3 separate regions of the Homo sapiens genome follow, and regions 2 and 3 are each linked to region 1. Evidence: read pairs that join two places in POLR2A ChIA-PET (ENCODE). Cell type or tissue: GM12878. All regions are shown on one strand.

What was found. ChIA-PET counts read pairs that join two places held together with the same protein. Peaks named below come from ENCODE experiments on the same cell type or tissue, not always from the same donor. Only the 100,000 strongest peaks of a DNase experiment are listed, where the experiment ranks them.
Region 2: POLR2A ChIA-PET joins it to region 1 with 5 read pairs; 5 of 35 experiments call an interaction of 5 or more read pairs at or near these places.
Region 3: POLR2A ChIA-PET joins it to region 1 with 5 read pairs; 2 of 35 experiments call an interaction of 5 or more read pairs at or near these places.

What each region holds. Positions count from the first base shown.
Region 1 is chr1:212,947,091-212,955,090 of GRCh38, forward strand. VASH2 (vasohibin 2) reads left to right here and starts at 3,451. Exons shown (of 8, transcript NM_001301056.2): 1 at 3,451-3,650; 2 at 4,249-4,728. The coding sequence starts at 4,453. RefSeq lists enhancers at 3,437-3,586, 4,107-4,156. In GM12878, no CTCF peak of the experiment used is centred here; a DNase peak (open chromatin) is centred at 3,421; H3K4me3 peaks cover 5,849 bases; H3K27ac peaks cover 4,901 bases.
Region 2 is chr1:212,832,780-212,840,779 of GRCh38, forward strand. SPATA45 (spermatogenesis associated 45) reads right to left here. Exons shown (of 3, transcript NM_001024601.3): 2 at 3,094-3,408. The coding sequence starts at 3,370. Among named protein-coding and RNA genes, the nearest start is that of SPATA45, 11 kb to the right of the region's middle. In GM12878, no CTCF peak of the experiment used is centred here; a DNase peak (open chromatin) is centred at 1,302; H3K27ac peaks cover 1,153 bases.
Region 3 is chr1:212,368,163-212,376,162 of GRCh38, forward strand. PACC1 (proton activated chloride channel 1) reads right to left here. Exons shown (of 8, transcript NM_018252.3): 7 at 7,031-7,138. Among named protein-coding and RNA genes, the nearest start is that of SNORA16B, 19 kb to the left of the region's middle. RefSeq lists an enhancer at 1-112. In GM12878, a CTCF peak has its summit at 24 (motif pointing left); a DNase peak (open chromatin) is centred at 19.

The sequences.
Region 1 (8,000 bases):
ACCTAAGGTATTATTCTCATTATTTATTTTTGTTTTACTTTTAGAAATGGAGTTTCACTCTGTCAACCAGGCTGGAGTGCAGTGGTGTGATTATAGCCCACTATAATCTTGAACTCCTAGGCTCAAGCAATCCTCTCATCTCAGCCTTTAAAAAAATTTTAATTTTAATTTCAATAGTTTTTGGGGTACACATCGTTTTTGGTTACATGGATAAGTTCTTCAGTGATGATTTCTGGGAATTTAGTGCACCTATCATCTGAGCAGTGTGTATTGTACCCAATATGTAGCCCTTTTTTTGTTGTTTTTGTTTTGTTTTTGAGACAGAGTCTCACTCCATCACCCAGGCTGGAGTGCAGTGGTGCAATCTCAGCTCACTGCAACCTCCGCCTCCTGGGTTCAAGTGATTCTCATGCCTCAGCCTCCTGAGTAGCTGGGATTACAGGTGCTGTGCCACCATGCCCAGCTAATTTTTGTATTTTTAGTAGAGATGGGGTTTCATCATGTTGGCCAGGCTGGTCTCGAACTCCTGACCTCAGGGGATCTACCCGCCTCAGCCTCCCAAAGTGCTGGGATTACAGGCATGAGCCACCCCACCAGGCCCAATATATAGTCTTTTATCCCTCACACTCATCCTCCCCTTCCCGGCCCACCACTGAGTTCCCAAAGTCCATTATATCATTCTTTACATCCTCATAGCTTAGCTCCCACTTATAAATAAAAATATATGATTTTTGGATTTCCATTCCTGAGTTACTTCACTTAGAATAATGGCCTCTAGCTTCATCCAAGTTGCTGCAAAAGACATTATTTCATTCCTTTTTATGACTGAGTAGTATTCCATGGTGTATATATACCACATTTTCTTTCTTTCTTTTTTTTTTTTTTTTGAGACAGAGTCTTGCTCTGTTGCCCAGGCTGGAGTGCAGTGGCGCCATCTCAGCTCACTGCAAGCTCCGCCTCCCAGGTTCACGCCATTCTCCTGCCTCAGCCTCCCGAGTGGCTGGGACTACAGGCGCCCACCACCATGCCCGGCTAATTTTGTGTATTTTTAGTAGAGACGGGGTTTCATCATGTTAGTCAGGATGGTCTCGGATCTCCTGACCTCGCGATCCGCCTGCCTGGGCCTCCCAAAGTGCTGGGATTACAGACATGAGCCACCACGCCCGGCCTATATACTACATTTTCTTTATCCACTCATTAGTTAATGGGCGCTTAGGTTGGTCCCATATTTTTGCAATTGCAAATTGTGCTGCTATAAACATGCATGTGCACGTGTCTTTTTCATATAATGACTTCTTTTCCTTTGGGTGGATACCCTGCCATGGGAATGATGCATCGAATGGTAGCTTTAGCTCTACTTCTAGTTCCTTAAGGAATCTTGCTGTTTTCTATAGTGGTTGTACTAGTTTACATTCTCACCAGCAGTTTTATGCATGTTCCCTTTTTGCCACATCCACATCAAAATCTATTATTTTTTGACTTTTATGACAATTCTCGCAAGAGTAAGATGGTATCTTATGGTGGTTTAATTTGTATGTCTCTGATAATTAGTGATGTTGAACATTTTTTCATATGTTTGTTGACTGTATATCCTCTTTTGAAAATTGTCTATTCATGTCCTTTGCCAATTTTTTGATGGGATTGGTTTTATCTGGCTGATCTGTTTGGGTTCCTTGTAGATTCTGGATACTGGTCCTTTGTCAGATGCACAGTTTGTGAATATTTGCTCGCACTCTGTGGATTGTCGGTTTACTCCGCTGATTATTTCTTTTGCTGTGCAGACCCTTTTTAGTTTAATTAGGTCTCATTTATTTATTTTCATTTTTGTTACATTTGCTTTTGAGGTCTTAGTCATGATTTCTTTGCCTGAGCTAATGTCTAGAAGTGTTTTTCTCATGTTATCTTCTAGAATTTTTATGGTTTCAGGTCTTAGACTTAAGTCTTTGATCCATCTGGAGTTGATTTTTGTGTAAGGTGAGAGACGAGGATCCAGTTTCATTCTACATGTCCACTTCAGCCTTTTGAGTAGCTGGGACTACAGGTGTGTGCCACCACATCTGGCTAATTTCAAAATATTTATTTAGTAGAGACAAGGTCTCGCTATGTTGGTCCAGTCTCTAATTCCTGGCCTCAAGTAATCCTTCCTCCTCTTTCTCCCAAAGTGCTGGGTTTAAAGGTGTGAGGCACCACGTCTGCCCTATTCTCATTATTGAATCTATAAAGTTCTTGGCATGGGCTCTGTCTCAGGGAGCAGTGCAGGGCTAAGTCCAGAATCCAGGTCTCCTCACCCAAGCCCTGGCTCTCAACTACCCCTCAGGGGTCTCTGCCCTCCTGTGGAAGAGAAGTTCCAGTTCCATGACAGGCAACTTGTCAGGATAAGCATCCAGAAACTGACCCGCCATCAGTGGCACTTTGACAACTGTCTTCTTAATTCAAGGTTCACTTAGCATAGGTCTCATAACTGCTTTGCTCAGAGCTGGCCTGCTGGCCTGCAGTTTAAAGAGAAAGGATGCTATGGCCAGGATCCTCAGTGTCACAAGAGAGGAAGTCAGGGAATCACAGAACCTTACAGCCAGAACAGACCCTGGAGAGCGGGAGGTCTGCTCTCCTTTCAGAAAGAGAAGCTAAGGCCCAGAGCAGGGAAGTGGCTTGTCCAGGGTCACACAGCTGAGCAAAGTGACAAACCTGGACCAGGAGCCAGCCTTCAGGTCAGCAGTCTGGTGCTCTTCCCACCTCAACCTGCTCTCCTCTTTCTTAAAGAAAAAGAAAGAGAAGGTGTTTCAGTAGTGAGTGTGGGATAGCCACCCACTTCACCATGGTTTGGAAGCATCTCTCCATCCCTCCTCTCACTCAACAGCTGTGGCAGAACAGTCAGGGCCTGCCTGACCTCTTGAGTTTTATTGTCTCCTCTCAACTTGGGCTTAAAGGGACTTTATTAACCATGACTAATACCAGAGGATCCAAAGCTGCACCCACTTGTTAATTTTGAGGAATTTTTAAATGCGGGATTTAAAAAAGATTTAATTTCACGCATAGGTATGAACAGCCCCTCATCATCCCAGGTAGAGGATGAACAACTCATCATCCCGGGTAGAGGCAGGTAAGTGTGTCCAGCGTCCCTCAGGGAATGCTCTTCTGATGCCAAACCCTCTGCTTCCGCGGGGTCACTTCTCGGGTGGTTTTGTTTCTCCTCTGCTTCCACAGTTGCAAACCCTCGAAGTGCCACGACCCCTGGGGAAACTCGATCTTAAGTCCCATGGCCAAACGCTCCAGCCCGCGGGGCTCTCAGGACACCACAGCGATCGGATTTCGCGTGGCCGCCAGGCTCCCCCTACTCCTGTCCCCTCCCGCCAGAGAACCCCTGGAGCCAATCAGAGCGTCGCGGAGCCCGGGGTTGTAGAGTCCCGAGCCCGGGACCCGCCCCTCTTTGTTGCGGTGGCCAATAGACGCATTCGGAACATCGGCGGCTGCCCGGGTGACTTGGTTATATGTCACAGAATAACATTCGAGAATGGGACATGGAATGAGGCGACGGCCCCAGCAAGCCCCAGCAGCCCCAGCCCCAGCCCCAGGCCCAGCAGCAGCAGCAGCAGCCCCTGCTCTCCCGCCGCCCGGAGAGGCTCTGCAGCCATGAAGCCAACCGTCCCGAGGTAGGATCTTGGAGCTGCCGCGCGCCCTTCCTGCGCGCCGCCCGCCTGCAGCCAGTCCCTCCCGGTGATAGGCGCTGGAACTCGGGGAAAAGGGGGCGGATGGAGCTCTTTCCACTAGATCCCCGCCGGGGTCCGGGAGGGCTTCCTGGAAGAAAGCGGGCCGCCTTGCAAGCCAAGGCTGCTGCAGCGCCCTCGCGCCAGCTCTGGGCGCTCACATGCCAGCACGTTCGTGGCTCCCCTCCTCTCTTGGCCACATCTGAGGACCCAGGAATGTGTGGAGCCTTGCGGGAACCTCCTGTTCCTTCATGCTACACAAGCTGTCTTTCTTCTCCCCACATCTTGCGCTCCGCATCCCCCAAGCTCCTTGTGCCCCTCCATCCCCAACCCCCCGGGTTTAGGTGTGTGTGAAGCTTCGTGGCACATTTTGAGCTGCCTTTCTAGGTAATCGCAGGGCTGGAAGCCCGTCATCGATTCTCAGGGAGGCTGTCAGCGTGCAGGGGGGAGCGGGGAGTGTCGTGGAGACACTCCGGGACCCCTCACTCGGTTCCGCTGTGCGTCCACTTAGCTGTGGTGTCAGCTGTGTCTCCGCTGATTTCAGGCACCGCCGGTAAGCAGGGAGCCTCCGCGGAGCTCCCGCCGCCGCTCCCCCTTGGTGAGTCCTGCCGCAGCGAGAGGCATGGAGAAGGCCGCCCCCGCGGGGCGCTGATCCCCTCGCCGCGCCCGCGCGCACACGCCCCCCGCCGCCGCCGCCGCTGCCGCCGCCGCGCGCCCCCAGTACCTCGCTCCCCGCCCAGGCCCCACCATGACCGGCTCCGCGGCCGACACTCACCGCTGCCCCCACCCCAAAGGCGCCAAAGGCACCCGGTCCCGGAGCAGCCACGCGCGGCCCGTGAGCCTCGCCACCAGCGGGGGCTCAGAGGAGGAGGACAAAGACGGCGGGGTGCTGTTCCACGTCAACAAGAGCGGCTTCCCCATCGACAGCCACACCTGGGAGCGCATGTGGATGCACGTGGCCAAGGTGCACCCTAAGGGGGGAGAAATGGTGGGCGCCATCAGGAACGCCGCCTTCTTGGCAAAGGTCAGTGGCTTCCAGGGCGGAGTTGGGGGGCTGGGGGTAGGTAGGCAGCGATGGGACCGTTTCAGCCTATACATAGCAAACACAGGCAATCTCCATTTTCCTAGTCCTGCTACAAACTCCCTTCCTCTCCCCATTCCTTCCTGCCAGCCCTTTTCTAATTGAGATATTTAGATTGGAAGCCTAAGAAATGGGGAAGGGAGAGGTAGCGGGCTTGCTATCCTGGGACTGTGTAATTGGATTGTGCCAAGGTGTCTTTGAAGCTCCAGCCAAACTCTATTATTTACTCACCCCCACATACATCCTCCTTCAGCAAAAGCTAGAGCCACCAGGTACCAGCGATGCCAAAGAATGCACAGACCCCAGGGATCCCACCCTGCTTGTTCTCTTTGGAGTGTCTTGCTCCTCCTCTGCTCCCCTCTTCCCCCAGCAAATGATTTATTAAGCTGTGAATGAATTTGAAATCAACCAGTCAGACTTCTCAGTGTGAATAATTTCCAGACTTTTTGCCAGTTTTTTTTCTTTTCTTTCTGGTTTTTTTGTGTGTGTGTGTGTGACAGTGACTTTCACCTCTGAAACTTGCAAAACGGTGAACTCTCTCTCTCTCTTCCCAGCTTATTTGTGCTCCAAGAAAAAAGAAAGACTTTTGGCTGAGACTTAAAAGGGACTTTCCAGTACACATGATGAATTAGTCTCACTGGATAGAAAAAGAGGATGAGGAGTGAAACTCTCTTTTTGCCTTGGAGAGAAGCCAGTGAGCCATTTGGGTTTGGTGGCTAAGGATATCTTTACCGAGGGAGGGAGATGTACCCTGGTGGGAGTAGATACGTTATATGAAACATCAAAATGCAAACTGGGGAGAAATGCTGCCGAGCCTCGGGGTTATAGCGTGGCGGATGGTTTCCCCTGGACCCTGGGGACGCTGGTACGGCTGAGAAGATTCCTGGGCAGGTCTAGGAATGCCAGACTTGAGACCCGGAAGGCCATCTGGTTGATTCCCCAGCCTGGTGACAGCTGAGCATCTGAGCCTGCAGGCCAGAAAGCTGTGTGTGTCCTTGGAGAAGTGACAGAGCCTCTAAACTTCCTGCTGCAGTCAGTTACAGTGTTCTATTACTCTGCTGGTCAAGGAGATCTTCATTGTGCCCAACTAGAATCTTGCCTGCTTTAGTGTCAACCATAATTACCCTTGCTGAGTTCTTGAATATGAGAACAACCTTTGTTCCTGGTTTGCAGTTCTGACTTGAGAATTTTTCCTCCAGTGAGGAGCCGAGAGCCCTTAAACTTGGAAGAAAAGTGACCACAAGGAAAAAAACGCCTGTTCCTACTGTCCCATGCTGCCTTTCTTAGTAGCACCCGTACCAACCCTGCCTCTAATTGTGCTTTTATCCTTCCTCCAACCATGTATGCGGGTGCGCGGGGGGGGGTGCATTCTCTATGTGGGAATCATGGAATTTTGCTGTTTGTAGAGACCAGTCTCCCACCTCTCAACAGAATCCCCTCCTCTTTCTGAAGACCTCTTGGGAATGGGGAGCTTGCTGCTTCCCAGGGCAGCTGATCTTAGGCCTGGCCAGAGTCGATTGTTAGGAAGCTCTTAGACCAACCATAAATCCTCCTCGCAGCACCCTCCCACCCGCAAATCACATTTCATCACTGATTGTTGTGTTCCTCTTGCCTTTTGAATCAGGGCAGAGCATTGTCAACTTCCTTTGCTACTCACAGCACCCTTGAATGTTATGAGAGAGTGCTCTTAGGATGGAAGGGACTTGGAGTAAAAATCAAGGAACTGAATCCTAGTCTTGGTTGTATGACATCTAGCCTTGTGCCTCACTTAAGTGAGGTCATTCACTTAAAATCTCTGTCCTTAGTTTTCTCATCTATAAAATGGGAATAGACCAGACTTTGTAAGTTCTTTCCAGCTCTAAAATCTCATGATGTTATGACCCGTGAGTCTCCAGGTCACTAATGCTGATCTGTGTGATGCTAGAGGTCTGCTAGACTATGAGCCCTCAGGACTGTGACTTTTTCTATCATTCTGCTTCTGCTTCTTCCTTTGGCCTTCTTTGTCCACAGATAGCTCCTTTTGCCCTTTTTCTTTTCTTTTTTCTTATTTTGGAGACAAGGCCTTCCTCTGTCACCCAGGCTGGAGTGCAGTGTGTGATCATGGCTCACGGCAGCCTCAACCTCCCAGGCTCAAGCAATCCTCCCACCTCAGCCTCCTGAGTGTAGCTGGGACTACAGACACGTACCACCCAACCTGGCTAACTTAAAAAAAAATTTTGTAGAGACAAGCTCTCACCGTGTTGCCCAGACTGGTCTCAAACTTCTAGGCTCGAGCGATTCTCCCTCACTGGCTTCCCAAAGTGGTGGGATTACAGGTGTGAGCCACCGCATCTGGCCTTTTGCCCTTTCTTATATGTCATAGCTCCCAGACCAACTCACCCTCCTCCTTCTGAGACAATTCCTAGTTTGTCAGTAGTCATTTGCAAGCACATATGAAACACAGGCTTCTAAATCATGTCTGAGCAGTTTAGAACACAGACTGCTACTTCCTGAGACCTGTACCTGATTTTTCCATTATTGTAGCTGAATGCTGTGTTCTTAAGAAAGTGTTACCTTTTCTTTTGAGATGGAGTCTTGCTCTGTCACCCAGGCTGGAGTGCAGTGGTGCGATCTCGGTTCACTGCAACCTCCACCTCCCGGGTTCAAGCAATTCTCCTGCCTCAGCCTCCTGAGTAGCTGGGATTACAGGCACATGTCACCATGCCCAGCTATTTTTTGTATTTTTAGTAAGATGGAGTTTCACCATATTGGTCAGGCTGGTCTCGAACTCATGACCTCATGATCTGCCCACCTCGGCCTCCCAAAGTACCGGGATTACAAGTGTGAGCCACTGCGCCCAGCTGGTCTTCCCTTTTTTACACAGTGGCCACATCATATTGTACTTTTCATAGTAACTAGAAGGTTACGCGAAAACTGCTTCCAAGCCAGGAATCCCCAGCCCAAATGTGGACAGTCAGCTTTTTGGCCCTAAATATAAAGAACTTAACATTTCTCTCACATTGCATCTTAATGGTTGGTTCTCTATCCCCAGTCCTATCATGGTATCTCCCCTGGTCCTGACATTCCCCAAGCCCTGACCCCTGCCTAGGCCTTAACATGGGAAGAGCCTCAAAAGCTCCCTTTTCCAGGGGCCACTCCTCTCGGATTAGAGGGTTGTTTCTGTGCTCAGCATGGCAGACTCTTTCCTCTGGGGTCAAGTCCTTTTCTCCATCAAC
Region 2 (8,000 bases), 110 kb before region 1:
GTTTGTGAGCCATTGCCCAAGGACATAGCTATTGGTCTCGAGAGGAATGAGGTAAGTTCTACCACTACTTCTGGGAAAGTATATTCCATGTCCCAACATTTATTCAATCAGCCAGGAAACGTTTCCTGAGTTCCTAATTTGTGCCAGACACTGTTCTAGGGACTGAAGATAAAGTGGTGAAAAAAGCAGATACCATCCCTGCCTTCAAGGAGCCTAGCCTTCATTAGGGAGTGATAAACACTGTGGTAAAAAAGAAAGCTGGGTAAGGGATTATAGAGTGTTGAGGAGTGCTGCTTAGATAGGGTGGTTTCTTTTGTTTATTTTTAATTTCAGTAGTTTTTGGGGTAAAGGTAGGTTTTGGTTACATGGGTAAGTTCTTCAGCGGTGATTTCTGAGATTTTGGTGCACCCATCAACCGAGCATATAGTCTTTTATTCCTTGCCCCTCTTTTACCTTTCTTTCCCTTGGGGTTCCTAAAGTCCATTATATAATTCCTATGCCTTTGCATCCTCATAGCTTAGCTCCCACTTATAAGTGAGAACAGACAATATTTGGTTTTCCATTCCTGAGTCACTTCACTTAGAATAATGGCCTCCTGGCCGGGCTCAGTGGCTCAAGCCTATAATCCCAGCACTTTGGGAGGCCGAGATGGGTGGATCACTTGAAGCCAGGAGTTTGAAACCAGTCTGGCCAACATGACGAAACCCCATCTCTACTAAAATACAAAAAAAAAAAAAAAAAAAAATTAGCCAGGCGTGGTGGCAGGCAATCCCAGCTACTTGGGAGGCTGAAGCACTTGAACCTGGGGGCAGAGGTTGCAGTGAGCTGAGATCACGTCATTGCACTTCAGCCTGGGTGACAGAGAGACTCAGCTTTCACAGAATTGAAGAGAGTTGGGGCCTTGCTCTGGGTTAGGCTTTGACTTAAGGAAATGTTGTGGCTGGGTTCATCTGTCCAGATCACTGAAACTTTCTCCCTATCAGCAATAAGGCTGTTTTGCTTTCTTATCATTTGTGTGTTCACTAAAGGGAATTTTAAATTTCCTTCAAGGGTTTTTCCTTTGCATTGATAATTTGGATAAATGACTGGCACAAGAGGCCTGGCTTTTGGCCTATCTTGGCTTTTGCCATGCCTTCCTCACTAAGCTTAATCATTTCTAGCTTTTGATTTAAAGTGAGACGTAATACTTCCTCCTTTCATCTCAGGTGATCCGCCCACCTCGGCCTCCCAAAATGCTAGGATTATAGGCATGAGCCACCTTGCCCAGCCCTAGAGTTATTTTTGAATAAAACAAACACATGACTGTTACAAATTAACTCTAAACACAGTGGAGAATCTCAGCTTTCTACACCACACTGTATCACACTCTACTCCACTTCCTAAGAGCACTGGGCAAGTGTAAAGTCACAGCCACATCAAAGAATTGAAATCTCAAGTGTGGTGATTCTTTTGTTTCTGATCTAAATTAATAATTTGTTGGTTGTATTAGATATGATTACACACCCCCTTCTCTTTTTTTCAAATAAATGAAAAAATGCTATCTCAGCTGCCTGCCTAGACTAAGAAACAAGTATTCACAATGAAGGTATTTATCAGCTCCCCTTCTTCCTCCTATAAAATAATACCACCACCATCACCACCATGCCATCCCCTGCCCCCAACAACCTTCGTCCACTTTTTTTTTTTTTTGAGAAGGAGTCTCACTCTGTCGCCCAGGCTGGAGTACACCGGAGTGATCTCGGCTCACTGCAACCTCCACCTCTGGGATTCAAACAATTCTCCTGCCTCAGCCTCCCAAGTAGCTGGGACTAAAGGTGCGTGCCACCACGCCCAGCTAATTTTTGCATTTTTAGTAGAGATAGGGTTTCACCATGTTGGCCAGGCTGGTCTCAAACTCCTGACCTCAGGTGATCCGCCTGCCTTGGCCACCCAAAGTGCTGGGACTGGAGGTGTGAGCCACCGCGCCCGGCCTCTCCACATTTTATTAGGGCTTTTTGTGTGATATTTGTCATCAAAAGGATCTCCACTGCACCTCAATTTTGCACATGAAATGTTTGTAAAGGCCAGAGAAATTGACGAGATAGCAGGTTTCTGAAGTTTTTGTGGTCTATTGTAACTATTATAACAACTCTTATCAAAATGTGGTTCTCAGGCCATTGGCATCAGCATCACCTTAGTCTGCTGAGAATGCAGATTTCCAGGCACCTCCCTAGAGTCTACTGAATGAGATGGCCTGAAGCTGAGGCCTGGGATTCTGTATGCATAAAAAAAGAGAGTCTCTGGTCTATAATAGATCTTACAATCCACCAGCCTAGTTTAATGACACTTTTACCTTCAAACAGATTGCCTTTATGCTATACCAGGGCAATACTCAGGGGACCTCTTTCAATCCCAGAAATTCTTCCTAATTTTTAGGAATACCTACAAATCATTCCTATACATTGGTTAAGAATCCTATCATAGGCCGGGCACGGTGGCTCACGCCTGTAATCCCAGCACTTTGAGAGGCCAAGGTGGGTGGATTACCTGACGTTGGGAGTTCAAGACCAGCCTGACCAACATGAAGAAACCCGGTCTCTACTAAAAATACAAAAAAATCAGTCAGACTTCGTGGTGCATGCCTGTAATCCCAGCTACTCGAGAGGCTAAGGCAGGAGAATCGCTTGAATCCAGATGGAGGTTGCTGTAAGCTGAGATCGTGCCATTGCACTCCAGCCTGGGCAACAAGAGCAAAACTCTGTCTCAAAAAACAAAAAAAGAATCCTATCATAGGCTGGGTGTGGTGGCTCATGCCTGTAATCGCAGCACTTTAGGAGGCCGAGGTGGGTGGATCACCTGAGGTCAGGAGTTTGAGACCAGCCTGGCCAACAAGGTGAAATCCCGTCTCTACTAAAAAATACAAAAAAATTAGCCAGGCGTGGTGGCAGGTGCCTGTATTCCCAGCTACCTGGGAGGCTGAGACAGAAGAATCGCTTGAACCCGGGAGGTGGAGGTTGCAGTGAGCTGAGATCGCGCCACTGCACTCCAGCCTGGGCGACAAGAGCAAAACTCCATCTCAAAAAAAAAAAAAAAAATCCTATGATAACTTCTTACTTTTTGGTGGAAAGTGCTTTCTCTCCATGTGAGCAAGGAGACTCAGCTTGATCCAGGAGCTCCTGCCACTGTTGGGAACAGGCTCTTTGGTTGTGGTATCAGTAAAGGACTGATAGGCATCCGGGAAGTGCCTCTTTTGAACTCTCAGTAAGCTGACTTGATTGCTTCGTTCCACCAAGCAGTTGGATTCACGCTTTTTGTTTATCTCCTCCAGGAGATGTTGTTTGCTTACTCCATGTTTTTTCATTATTTCAATGGTTCTGTTTATAGATGCCATTATGGTCACAAACCAATTGTCAAGTGATTCTTGCTGTCCTACAAACAAATGAAAAAATACTTTCAATTGTCTTTTTGACTCAGAAGCCAGTATTCACAATCACGTTTGCCAGTTTCTCTTTTTGCCTTCTATAAAATAACACCACAACCACCACCAAGCCTCCCACCCCACGCTTCACTTTTTTATTTACTTATTTTTTTAGACAGGGTCTTGCTCTGTCGCCCAGGTTGACACACAGTGGCATGATCTCAGCTCACTGCAACTTCCACCTTCCAGATTCAAGTGATTCTTGTGCCTCAGCCTCCTAAGTAGCTGGAATTACAGGCGCGCACTACCATGCCTGGCTAATTTTTCTATTATCAGTAGAGATGGGGTTTCGCCATGCTGGCCAGGCTGGTCTCGAACTCCTGTCCTCAGGTGATCCACCCACCTCAGCTTCCCAAAGTGCTGGGATTACAGGTGTCAGCCACTGTGCCCGGACAGCACACCTCACTTTTTTTTTATTTTTTTATTTTTTGAGATGGAGTCTCACTCTGTTGCCAAGGCTGGAGTGCAGTGGCTCGATCTCAGCTCACTGCAACCTCCGCCTCCAGGGTTCAAGCAATTCTCCTGCCTCAGCTTCCTGAGTAGCTGGGATTACAGGCATGCACCACCATGCCCAGCTAATTTTTTTTTTTTTTTGTATTTTTAGTAAAGACGGGGTGTCACCATATTGGCCAGGTTGGTCTCGAACTCCTGAAGTTGTGATCCACCCGCCTCGGCCTCCCAAAGTGCTGGGATTACAGGCATGAGCCACCGTACCCGGCCACACCTCACTTTTTATTATTGTTTCTTAAGGGTTTTATTTTTTGTTTTTTAGGTGTTCTTCAGGGGAAACAAAGGTTAAAAAGATATGGTAAGAGGATATATTATTGTTTTTTAAAATTATACTATGCATTGTTTTTTGCTTTTAGAAGCATTATTTCTTCTGATTATAAAAATAATACATGTTTATTACATATATTAATAATGTAATAGATAAATAATACATGTTTAATACATGATTATAAAAATAATACATATTCATGGTAGATAATTAAGAAAATACAGAAAAAGATAAAGTAGAAAAGTTAAAATTACTCTCGATCCAGAGACATCCATTAATATTTTGGGTGTTACTTTCCCAATAAGTATCCAAAGGGATTTTATTTTTTAAAAGTGGCGGCCAGGCGCTGTGGCTCATGCCTGTAATCCCAGCACGTTGGGAGGCCAAGGCGGGCAGATCACAAGGTCAGGAGTTCAAGACCAGCCTGGCCAACATAGTGAAACCCTGTCTCTACTAAAAATACAAAAAATTAGCCAGGCATGGTGGCAGGCACCTGTAATCCCAGCTACTCAGGAGCCTGAGGCATGAGAGTCGCTTGAACCCGGGAGGCAGAGGTTGCAGTGAGCTGAGATCACGCGATTGCACTCCAGCCTGTGCGACAGTGTGAGACTCTGTCTCAAAAAATAAAATAAAATAAAGTGGCCAGGCGCAGTGGCTCACGCCTATAATCCCAACACTTTGGAAGGCCTAGGTGGGAGGATCACTTAAGCCTGGGAGGTGAAGGTTGCAGTGAGCTGAGATTGTGCCATTGCACTCCAGCCTGGGTGTCAGAGCAAGATTTGGAAAGATAGCGAAATATTCAGCACTGATAAATGATACAGTCCACAGTCTCAAGAAGCTCAAACAATAGCAGTCAGGATTTTTAAAAAGCCCACGCTGAGATTACAGTGAACTTAAAAAGAAAAGAAAATCTTAAAAGCAACCAGAGAATAAAAGGAGGGACAATTGGACCAACAGCTGACTCCTCAACAAGCAATAACATAAACCAGAAGACAAAGAAATGGGGCTGGGCGTGATGGCTCACACCTACAATCCCAGCACTTTGGGAGGCCGAGGTGTATGGGTCACCTGAGGTCAGGAGTTCGAGACCAGCCTGTTCAACATGGCAAAACCCTGTCACTACTAAAAATACATAAAAAAATTAACCGGGCATGGTGGTATGCACTTGTAATCCCAGCTACTCAGGAGGCTGAGGCAGGAGAATTGTTTGAACCTGGGAGGCGAGGTTGCGGTGAGTCAAGATCATAGCACTACACTCCAGCTTGGGCGGCAGAGCAGGACTTTGTCTAAAAAAAAAAAAAAAAATACATTCGTCATCATCAGTCACTAGGAAAGTGTAAATCAATACTACAATGAGATATCACTACATACCACTAGAATGGCTGAAATGAAAAAGACTGACCAAACCATGTGTTAGCAAAGATATGGAGGACCTGGAATTCTCATATGCTGCTAGTGAGAATGTAAAATGGAACAATGTCTGGAAAATAATCATGCAGCTTCTTAAAAAGTTAAACATACTCCTATCATTTGATCCATTCCTAGGTATTTACCCTAGAGCAATGAAATTCTCCAAACACATGCATAAAGAAATGTATCTGTACATATGAAAACTAACACATGAATGTTAATCACAGCTTTTTAAAAAACTTTTGTTGTTGTTGTTGTTGTTTTTACACAGCTTTATTTTTATTTATTTATTTTTGAGACAGGGTCTCTTTCTGTCACCCAGGCTAGAGTGAAGTGGCGTGACCATGGCTCACGGCATCCTCGACCTCCCAGGCTCAAGCCATCTTCCCACCTCAGCCTCCCAAGTAGCTGGGATACAGGCGCAGGCCACCACACCTGGCTATTTTTGTTTTTATTTTTCATAGAGATGAGGTCTCATTATGTTCCTAAGGCTAGTCTTGAATCCTGGGCTCAAGGGATCCTCCTGCCTTGGCCTCCCAGAGTACTGAGATTACAGGTGTGAGCACAGCCACCAGGCCCAGCCCACTGCTTTATTTTTATGAGCCAAAAAGTTCTAACAACCCAAATGTCCATCAGAAGCAGAACAAATAAATTGTGGTATATGTGCACAATTGACACTGAGTTATAAAATATATTTATATATATTATATATATATATAATATATTCCTTTTACCTGAGATGCTAATTCATCAATATATATTTTTGAGTAGTGTTCATATATTGTTGATAAACACAATATTATGGCTGAAGCTCAAAATAACTATGCTGAGTAAAAAGAAAAAAAAAAAGCCAGACAAATCAGAATGTATAGTGTACGATTCCATGCATATAAAACTCTAGGAAATATTAGGCTAGGTATGGTGGCTCATGCCTATAATCCCAGCACTTTGGAAAGCTGAGGAAGGAGGACTGCTTGAGCTCAGGAGTTCAAGACCAGACTAAGCAATATAATGAGACCTTGTCTCTACAGAAAATTCAAGAATTTAACTAGGTGTGGTGGCACCTGCCTGTAATCCCAGCTACTCAGGAGGCTGAGGTGGAAGGATGGCTTGAACCCAGGAGGTGGAGGTTGCAGTGAGCCGTGATCACAAAACTGCACTCCAGCTTGGGCAACACAGCAAGACCCTATGTCAAAAAAAAAAAAAAATGCTAGGAAATATGAAGTCCCCTACAGTGACAAATGAAAATCAATGGTTGCTTGGGAATGGGGAAAGGTAGGCAGCAAGGGTGGCAGGGATTACAAGGGATATGAATAAACTTTGGGGCTGATGAATATGTTTATTATCTTAATTGTGGTGATGCTTTCCTGGGTGTATGCATATGTCAAAAACATCAAACTGTACATTTTAAACATGGACAGTTCATTGTATGTCAATGACCAGTCAATAAAGCTCTTACATAAAATTGGGCTGAGTACCTAGCACATTGCCTAATGAATATCAGGTGGTTGATAAATATTTTAATGAATGAATAAATAGTATATATTACTTACAAGTTTTGATTTTCTTTCACTTTAATATAGTTATTGTGAGAATTTTTCATGTCTTTACATATGTCATTAGTAATAAAAATGTAAGATTTGACAATGTAATAGTCTATCATGTGAATTTATAATTTTTTTTCTTTTTTTAAATTTAATTTTAGTGGGCCAGGCGCAGTGGCTCATGCCTGTAATCCCTGCACTTTGGGAGGCCAAGGCAGGCAGATCACCTGTCAGGAGTTCAAGACCAGCCTGGCCAACATGGTGAAACCCCGTCTTTACAAAAATACAAAACTTAGCCGGGCGTGGTGGCGCGCACCTGTAATCCCAGCTACTTGGAAGGCTGATTCGGAAGAATCACTTGAACCCGGAAGATAGAGGTTATAGTGAGCGGAGATCGTTCCATTGCACCCCAGCCTGGGCAGCAGAGCGAGTCTCCGTCTCAAAAACAAACACACAAAATTAATTTTAATTTTAAATTATTTTGTTTTCATTTTGTTTTGTTTTTTTGAGACAGAGTCTTGCTCTGTCGTCCAGGCTGGAGTGCAGGTTCAAGCGATTCTCGTGCCTCAGCCTCCCAAAGTAGCTGGGATTACAGAGGCGCACCACCATGCCCAGCTACTTTTTGTACAGGCGTGGGCCACCGCCCTCGCCTGTTTTGTTTTGTTTTGAGACCGAATCTCGCTCTGTCGCCCAAGCTGGAGTGCAGGGGCGCGATCTTGGCTCACTGCAAGCTCTGCCTCCTGGGTTCAAGCCATTCTCCTGCCTCAGCCTCTCGAGTAGGTGGGACTACAGGCGTCCGCCACCACGCCCG
Region 3 (8,000 bases), 580 kb before region 1:
CTTAGACTGCCCTCTAGTGCTGAAACAGCTGCAGTGACTGACTACACGCTTAGGGAACTCATCATCAGTCACCTTTCAATTTGTAGAAAATCTCCTGAAGATAGATGGGTATAAACAAGGGCAGACTGTGAAGACTGAAATAAACACCTAAATCTTCAATGCCCATAGACAGACGTACACAAGCACCAGAAAAGTTCAGAGAAATACAATCTCATCAAACAGACTAAGGTGCCAGTGACCAATCCGGGAGAGAGAGATGTGTGACCACTCAGGGAATTCAAAATAGATGTTCTGAGGAAACTCCAGGAACTTCAATGAAACACAAAGACTCAATTCAGAAATTTATCAAAGAAATTCAACAGAGATTAAAATAATTTTTAAAAATTCAAATAAAAATCCTAGAGCTGAAAAGTACAATTAACAGACTGAAAAATGCATCAGAGTGCCTCACAGAATTGATCAAGCAGAAGAATTAGTGAGCTTAAAGACAAATTATATGAAAATACACAAATAAAAAAAAAAGAATGAAGAACACTCACAAGGTCTAGAAAATAGCCTCAAAAGGGTAAATCAAGAGTCAATGGCCTTGGCCGGGTGCGGTGGCTCATGCCTGTAATCCCAGCACTTTGGGAGGCCGAGGCGGGCGGATCACAAGGTCATGAGATCAAGACCATCCTGGCTAACACGGTGAAACCCTGTCTCTACCAAAAATACAAAAAATTAGCCGGGCGTGGTGGCGGGTGCCTGCAGTCCCAGCTACTCGGGAGGCTGAGGTAGGAGAATGGTGTGAACCCGGGAGCTTGCAGTGAGCTGAGATTGGGCCACTGCACTCCAGCCTGGGTGACAGGGTGAGACTCCGTCTCAAAAAAAAAAAAAAAGAGGCAAAACAAAAATATAAATAGATATAATAAAAAGTCAAAATGTGAGGAGTATGGAGTTGAAGTGTAGTTTTAAAAGTTTTTTGTTTCTTTGTGATCAAAGTTAAGTTGTCCTCAATTTAAAATAACTTGTTTTAACTGCAAGATGTTTTTTATAAGCCTTATGGTAACCATAAAGCAAAAACCTATAATGGATATAATAAAAATAAAAAGTAAGGAATTTAAAGAGATAATCATTTATCCACAAAGACAGTAAGAAGAATGAAGTTACAAAACCAAAAAACAAAAAACGAAATAGCCGTAGTAAGTCCTTCTCTATCAGTAATAATATTGAATGTAAATGGACCAAATTCTTAAGACACAGTTGCTGAATTTATTAAAAAACAAGACCCAACGGTATGCTGCCATACAGCGTATAGTTCACCTGTAAAGATACACAGATTGAAAGTGAAGAGACAGGCCAGGCGTGATGGCTTATGCCTATAATCCCAGCACTTTGGGAGGCCAAGGTGGGCAGATTGCTTGAGATCAGGAGTTTGAGACCAGCCTGGTCAACATGGCAAAACCCTGTCTCTACTAAAAATACAAAAATGAGCCAGGTGTGGTGGCGCATGCCTGTAATCTCAGCTACTTGGGAGCCTGAGGCAGCAGAATCACTTGAACCCGGGAGGTGGAGGTTGCAGTGAGCCAAGATCATGCCACTGCACTCCAGCCTGGGCAAGAGAGCAAGACTCCATCTCAGAAAAAAAAAAAAAAAAAGTGAAGGGATAGAAAAAGACATCCCACACAAATGTAAATAAAAAAACAGGTTTAACTATACCTGTAACAGATAAAATAGACTTCAAGTCAAAAACTGGAAAAAGAGACAAATATCATTATGTAATGATGAGGGAGTCAATTCAACAAGAAGATACAACAACTGTAAATATGTATGCATCCAGTATCATCAAAGAAACCACATATATAAAGCAAATATTAATAGATCTAAAGGGAGAGACAGACTGCAATACAGTAATAGTAGGGGACATCAACGTCCGACTCACAAAAATGGACAGCTTATCTAGACAGAAAATCAACAAACATGGGATTTAAACTATACTCTAGACCAAATGGACCTAACTGACATTTACAAAACATTTCATCTGGCCAGGTGCGGAGGCTCACGCCTGTAATCCCAGCACTTTGGGAGATCAAGGTGGGCAGATCAGGAGGTCAGGTGATTGAGACCATCCTGGCTAACACAGTGAAACCCCGTCTCTACCAAAAAATACAAAAAAAATTAGCCGGGCCTGGTGGCAGGCGCCTGTAGTCCCAGCTACTCGGGAGGCTGAGGCAGGAGAATGGCGTGAACCCGGGAGGCAGAGCTTGCAGTGAGCCGAGTTCACACCACTGCACTCCAGCCTGGGCGACAGAACGAGACTCCGTCTCAAAACTCCAACTGCTACAGAATATACATTTTTCTCATCAGCACATGGAACATTCTCCAGGGGAGACCATATGTTGGGCCACAAAACAAGTTTCAACTAATTCAGAAAAATTAAAATCATATTAAGTATCTTGTCTGACCACAGTGGAATAAAACTAGAAATCAATAATGAGGAATTTTGGAAACTGTACAAATACATGGAAATTAAACATGATGCTCCTTAGTGACCAAAGGTCAATGAAGAAATTAAGAAGGAAATTTTAACATTTATTGAACAAATGAAAATGGAAACAATATACCAAAGCCTATGAGATACAGCAAAAGCAGTACTAAGAGGGAAGTTTATAATAAATGCCTACATCAAAAAAAGTAGAGATTTCAAATAAGCTAACGATCACCTCAAAGAACGAGAAAAGAACAAACCCAAATTTATCAGAATAATAATTATCAGAGCAGAAATAAATGAAACTGAAACTTAAATGAAAAGTTAGTTGTTTGAGGCCGGGCGCAGTGGCTCACACCTGTAATCCCAACACTTTGGGAGGCTGAGGCCGGCAGATCACAAGGTCAAGAGAACAAGACCATCCTGGCCAAAATGGTGAAACCCATCTCTACTAAAAATACAAAAATTGGCTGGGCATGGTGGCGGGTGCCTGCAATCCCAGCTACCTGGGAGGCTGAGGCAGGAGAATCGTTTGAACCCAGGAGGCGTAGGCTGCAATGAGCCAAGATCGCAACTGCACTCCAGCCTTGTGATAGAGCAAGACTCCATTTCAAAAAAAAAAAAAAAAAAGAAAGAAAAGTTAGTTGTTTGAAAAGTTAAACAAAATCTAAGTTAAACAAAATCTATCTAAGAAAAATATAATGAAGACCCAAATAAATAAAATCACACCAAAATAAAAGACATTACAACTGATGCCACAGTAATATAAAGGATCATTAGAGACTTAATGAAAAACTATATGCCAATAAAGGAAAACCTAAAAGAAGTGGAAAAATTCCTGGATACATTGTCTACCAAGATTGAACCATGAAGAAACAGAAAACCTGAATAGACCAATATGAGTAACAAGACAGAGGCAGTAATAAAAGAAAAGCCCAGCACCTGATGGCTTCGTTGCTAAATTCTATCTAACATTAAAAAAAAATTAATAGCAATTCTACTCAAACTATTCCAAAAAATTGAAGAATATTCCCAAACTCGGTTCTGCAAGGCCAGCATTACCCTGATACCAAAACAAGACAAAGACACAACAAAAAATGAAAACTACAGGCCGATATCTCTGATGAACACAGATGCAAAAGTCCTCAACAAAGTATCAGCCAACCAAATTCAATAATACATTAAAAAGACCATTCACCATGATCAAGAGGGATCCATCTCAGAGATGCAAGGATGATTCAACATATGCAAATCAATAAATGTAATACATCACATTAACAGAATCAAGAACAAAAATCATGTAATCATTTCAATAGATGGTAAAAAAGCATTTAATAAAATTCAACATACTATCATGATAAAAACTCTCAATGTGCCGGATATGGTGGCTCACTCCTGTAATCCCAGCACTTTGGGAGGCCGAGGTGGGCAGATCACTTGAGGTCAGGAGTTTGAGACCAGCCTGGCCAACATGGTGAAACCTCATCTCCACTAAAAATACAAAAATTAGCTGGGCATGGTGATGTGCACCTGTAATCCCAGCTACTCAGGAGGCTGAAGCACAAGAATCATTTGAACCTGGGAGGCAGGGGTTGTAGTGAGCTGAGATCATGCCACTGCACTCCAGGCTGGGAGACAGAATGAAACTGTGTCAAAAAAAAAAAACAAAAAACAAAAAACAAAAAAAAAACAAAAAACTCAACAAACTGAGTATAGAAGGAACATACCACAATAAAGGCCATACATGACAAACCCACAGCTAACATCATATGGGGAAAAATTCAAAGTCTTTCTTCTAAGATCTGGAACAAGACAAGGGTGCCTACTTTCATTATTTTTGTTCAACATAATACTGGAAGTCCTAGCCAGAGCAATTAGACAAGAGAAAGAAATAAAGGGCATCTGAATTGAAAAGAAGTCAAACTGTCTTTGTTTGCACATGATATGATCTTATATTTTGAAAAACCTAAACACTCCACCAAAAAACTGGTAGACCTGATAAATTCAGTAAAGTCACAGGATACAAAATCAACACACCCAAATCAGGAATATTTCTATATGCTAACAGCGAGCAATCTAAAAAACTTATAGCAATGCAAGAATAAAATAAAAAAGAGAGCAATCCCATTTATAATAGCTATAAAAATATAAAATACCTAGGAATAAATTTAACCAAAGAAGTAAAAAAATCGCTATAATGAAAACTGTAAAAATAGGGATGAAAAAATTGAACAGGACACAAAAAATGGAAAAATATCCTATGGTTCATGGATTGGAAGAACTAGCATAATGTCCACACTACCCAAAGCAATCTACAGATTGAATGCAATTCCTATAAAATACCAATGACATTCTTTACAGAAGTAGAAAAAAAATCCTAAATTTTGTATGGAACTACAAAAAACCCCAGATAGCCAAACCAATCCTGGGCAAAAAGAACAAAGCTGAAGGCATCACACTACCTGACTTCAAAATATACTACAAAGTTATAGTAAACAAAGCAGCATGGTATTGGCATAAAAACAGACACATAGACCAATGGAACAGAACAGAGAATCTAGAAATAAATCCATGTATATGCAACGAACTCATTTTTGACAAAGGCACCAAGAAAATACAATTGGGAAAGGATAATCTCTTCAATAAATGGTGCTGGGAAAATTGGATATCCATATGCAGAAGAATGAAACTAGACCCCTATCTCTTACTATATAGAAAAATCCACTCAAAATAGACTCAAATCTAAGACTTGAAATTATGAAACTAGAAGAAAACACTGGGATAATGCTTTAGGACACTGGTCTGGACAAAGATCTTTTTGGTAAGACCTCAAAAAGCAGAGTCAACAAAGGCGAAAACAGAAAAATGGGATTACATTAAGCTAAAAAGCTTCTGTACAGCAAAGGAAACAATCAACAAAGTTAAGAGACAACCTACAGAATGAGAGAAATTATTTGCAAACTATGCATCCAACAAGGGATTAGTAACCAGAATATATAAGGAACTCAAACAACTCAATAGCAAAAAAAGCCAAATAATTCAATTTTAAAATGGGCAAGAGATCTGAATAGAGATTTATCCCAAAAGATGATATTCAAATGGCCAAAAGGCATATGAAAATATGCTCAACAACACTAATCAATCAGGGAAATGCAAACCAAATCCAAAATAAGGTTATCACCTCCCCTCAGTTAAAATGACCACTATCAAAAAGACAGTAAGTAACAGATGCTGGTGAAGATGTGGAAAAAGGGGAATGCTTGTATACTGTTGGTGGGAATGTAATAATTTACATTATTAAACTCACTATGAAAAAACAGTATGGAGGTTCCTCAAAAAGCTAAAACTAGAACTACCATATGATCCAGCAATCTCATTGCTGGGTGCATATCCAAAAGAAAGGAAATCAAAAAAGAAAAGAAAAAAAAAAAAAAAGGAAATCAGTGTATCAAAGAGATATCCGCACTCCCATGTTTACTGTAGCACTATTCACAACAGCCAAGATATGGAATCAACTCAAGTATCCATCAACACTTAGGATGAATGGATAAGGAAAATGTGGTGTGTATATATATATATAAAACACAATGGAATATTATTCAGCCATTAAAGAATGAAATCCTGTCATTTGCAGCAAAACGAATGAAACTGGAGAACATTATGTTAAGTGAAATAAGCCAGGCACAGAAAAACAAATACCACACGTTCTCACTCATGTGGGAGCTTAAAAAAAAATGAGTCTCATGGAGGTAGCGAGTAAAATGGTGGTTACCAGAGGCTGGGAAGGGTTGGGGGAAGCAGGAGATGAAGAGAAATTGGTTAATGGGTACAAAAATACAGTAAGATAGATGACATGATAATACAGTAGAGCAATTATAGTTAACAAGAATGTATTATATATTTCAAAATAGCTAGAAGAATGTTCCCAATGCAAGGAAATTATAAATGTTTGAGATGATGGATAACCCAACTACCCTGATTTTTGATCATTAGACTTTGTCTGCATTTATCAAAATATTACATGTACCACATAAATATGTATATTATGTATCAATTTTTTTAAAATATGGCATTAATTAATGCTTTGTTAATATTTTATTTGTACCATTATGTTCTTACTACAAGTAGTATTTATCCTACAGGGAACCATTAAGAAAAAGAATAACTTGCAACTGCAGTAACCTGTATAGTGGTAACTTAATGCTTTCTACTCAATTTATTCAACGAACATTACTACTAAGCAGCTACTTTGCACTAAGCACTCCACTATATCCCAGATAAATTATGGTGAGCAAAATGAAAGTCCCCCTCCTTTACAGAGAAAGTCTAGTGATGAAGACAAGACCAAACACAAAGAATATATAACATTGATGTCATAAATATAAATTACAAGCTGATTTGTGCTATGAAAAAAGATGAGGACAGGTAGGTAGACTTATCAGTCTACAAGAATGAGCCAAAAGACTTCAGGGCAGCATCATAATCTTAAATAATACATCTATCATAATCTTAAATAATACTATCATAATCTTAAATAATACTATCATAATCTTAAATACTCACATCTTGGACTTTCTGGATGAAAGGATCTTTCCATTCAAAGACCACAAAAAACAATTGAGCACTTTTTTTGGCAGCTGGCCTCTGGTCAATGTAGTTAACCACACTTGTCTAGATGTGGAGGAGAGAAAGCAGTGTTACCACCTCTGTGTGCCCTTCCCTTGCCTGTGCCCAGCGAAAGGAGAGAGAGTAGGCAGGGGATCATAGTCTGTGGTTCTCCTCACACTATTTTTTGGAGAGAGAGTGGCAAAAATCTCATATATACAAGATCCTGACATTGGTAGCAAAGCCAAGGCTTTACCTTGGTTTCCACAGTTCTCTGGGGAAATGGGATCTGTGATTTACAATAGGTGTTTTGGATTGTCACTGAAATTTGTCACTAGGTATCTGTACTCACAATTAAACCATATTCAGGCCAGGCATGTTGGCTCACGTCTGTAATCCCAACACTTTGTGAGGCCTAGCCAGGCAGATCACCTGAGGTCAGGAGTTTGAGACCAGCCTGGTCAACATGGTTAAGCCCTGTCTCTACTGAAAATACAAAAATTAGCCAGGTGTAGTGGTGGGCGCCTGCAATCCCAGCTACTCAGGAGGCTGAGGCAGGAGAATCGCTTGAATCTGGGAGGCAGAGGTTGCAGTGAGCCGAAATAGTGCCACTGCACTCTAGCCTGGGGGACAGAGCAAGACTCTGTCTCCAAAAAAAATAAAATATTAAAAATAAACCATATTCAAACTACCATGTAAGACTCACAATTAAAAGCAATAAAAATTCCAAATTTCAAAGTACTTGGTTTTCAGATCAAGTATTTCTCTGAATTTTCAACGCTTGTTTCAACCCTTCAAGTTTACAGGGACAAAGCACAGCTGCATAGATCCACACAGCTGAGCATTCCCTGTAAATACTTAGTAGGTGTGCTTGGTGAGATCTGGTTGTCAATTACTAAAGACGCTGTGTGGTGTAACGGAGAGCAGA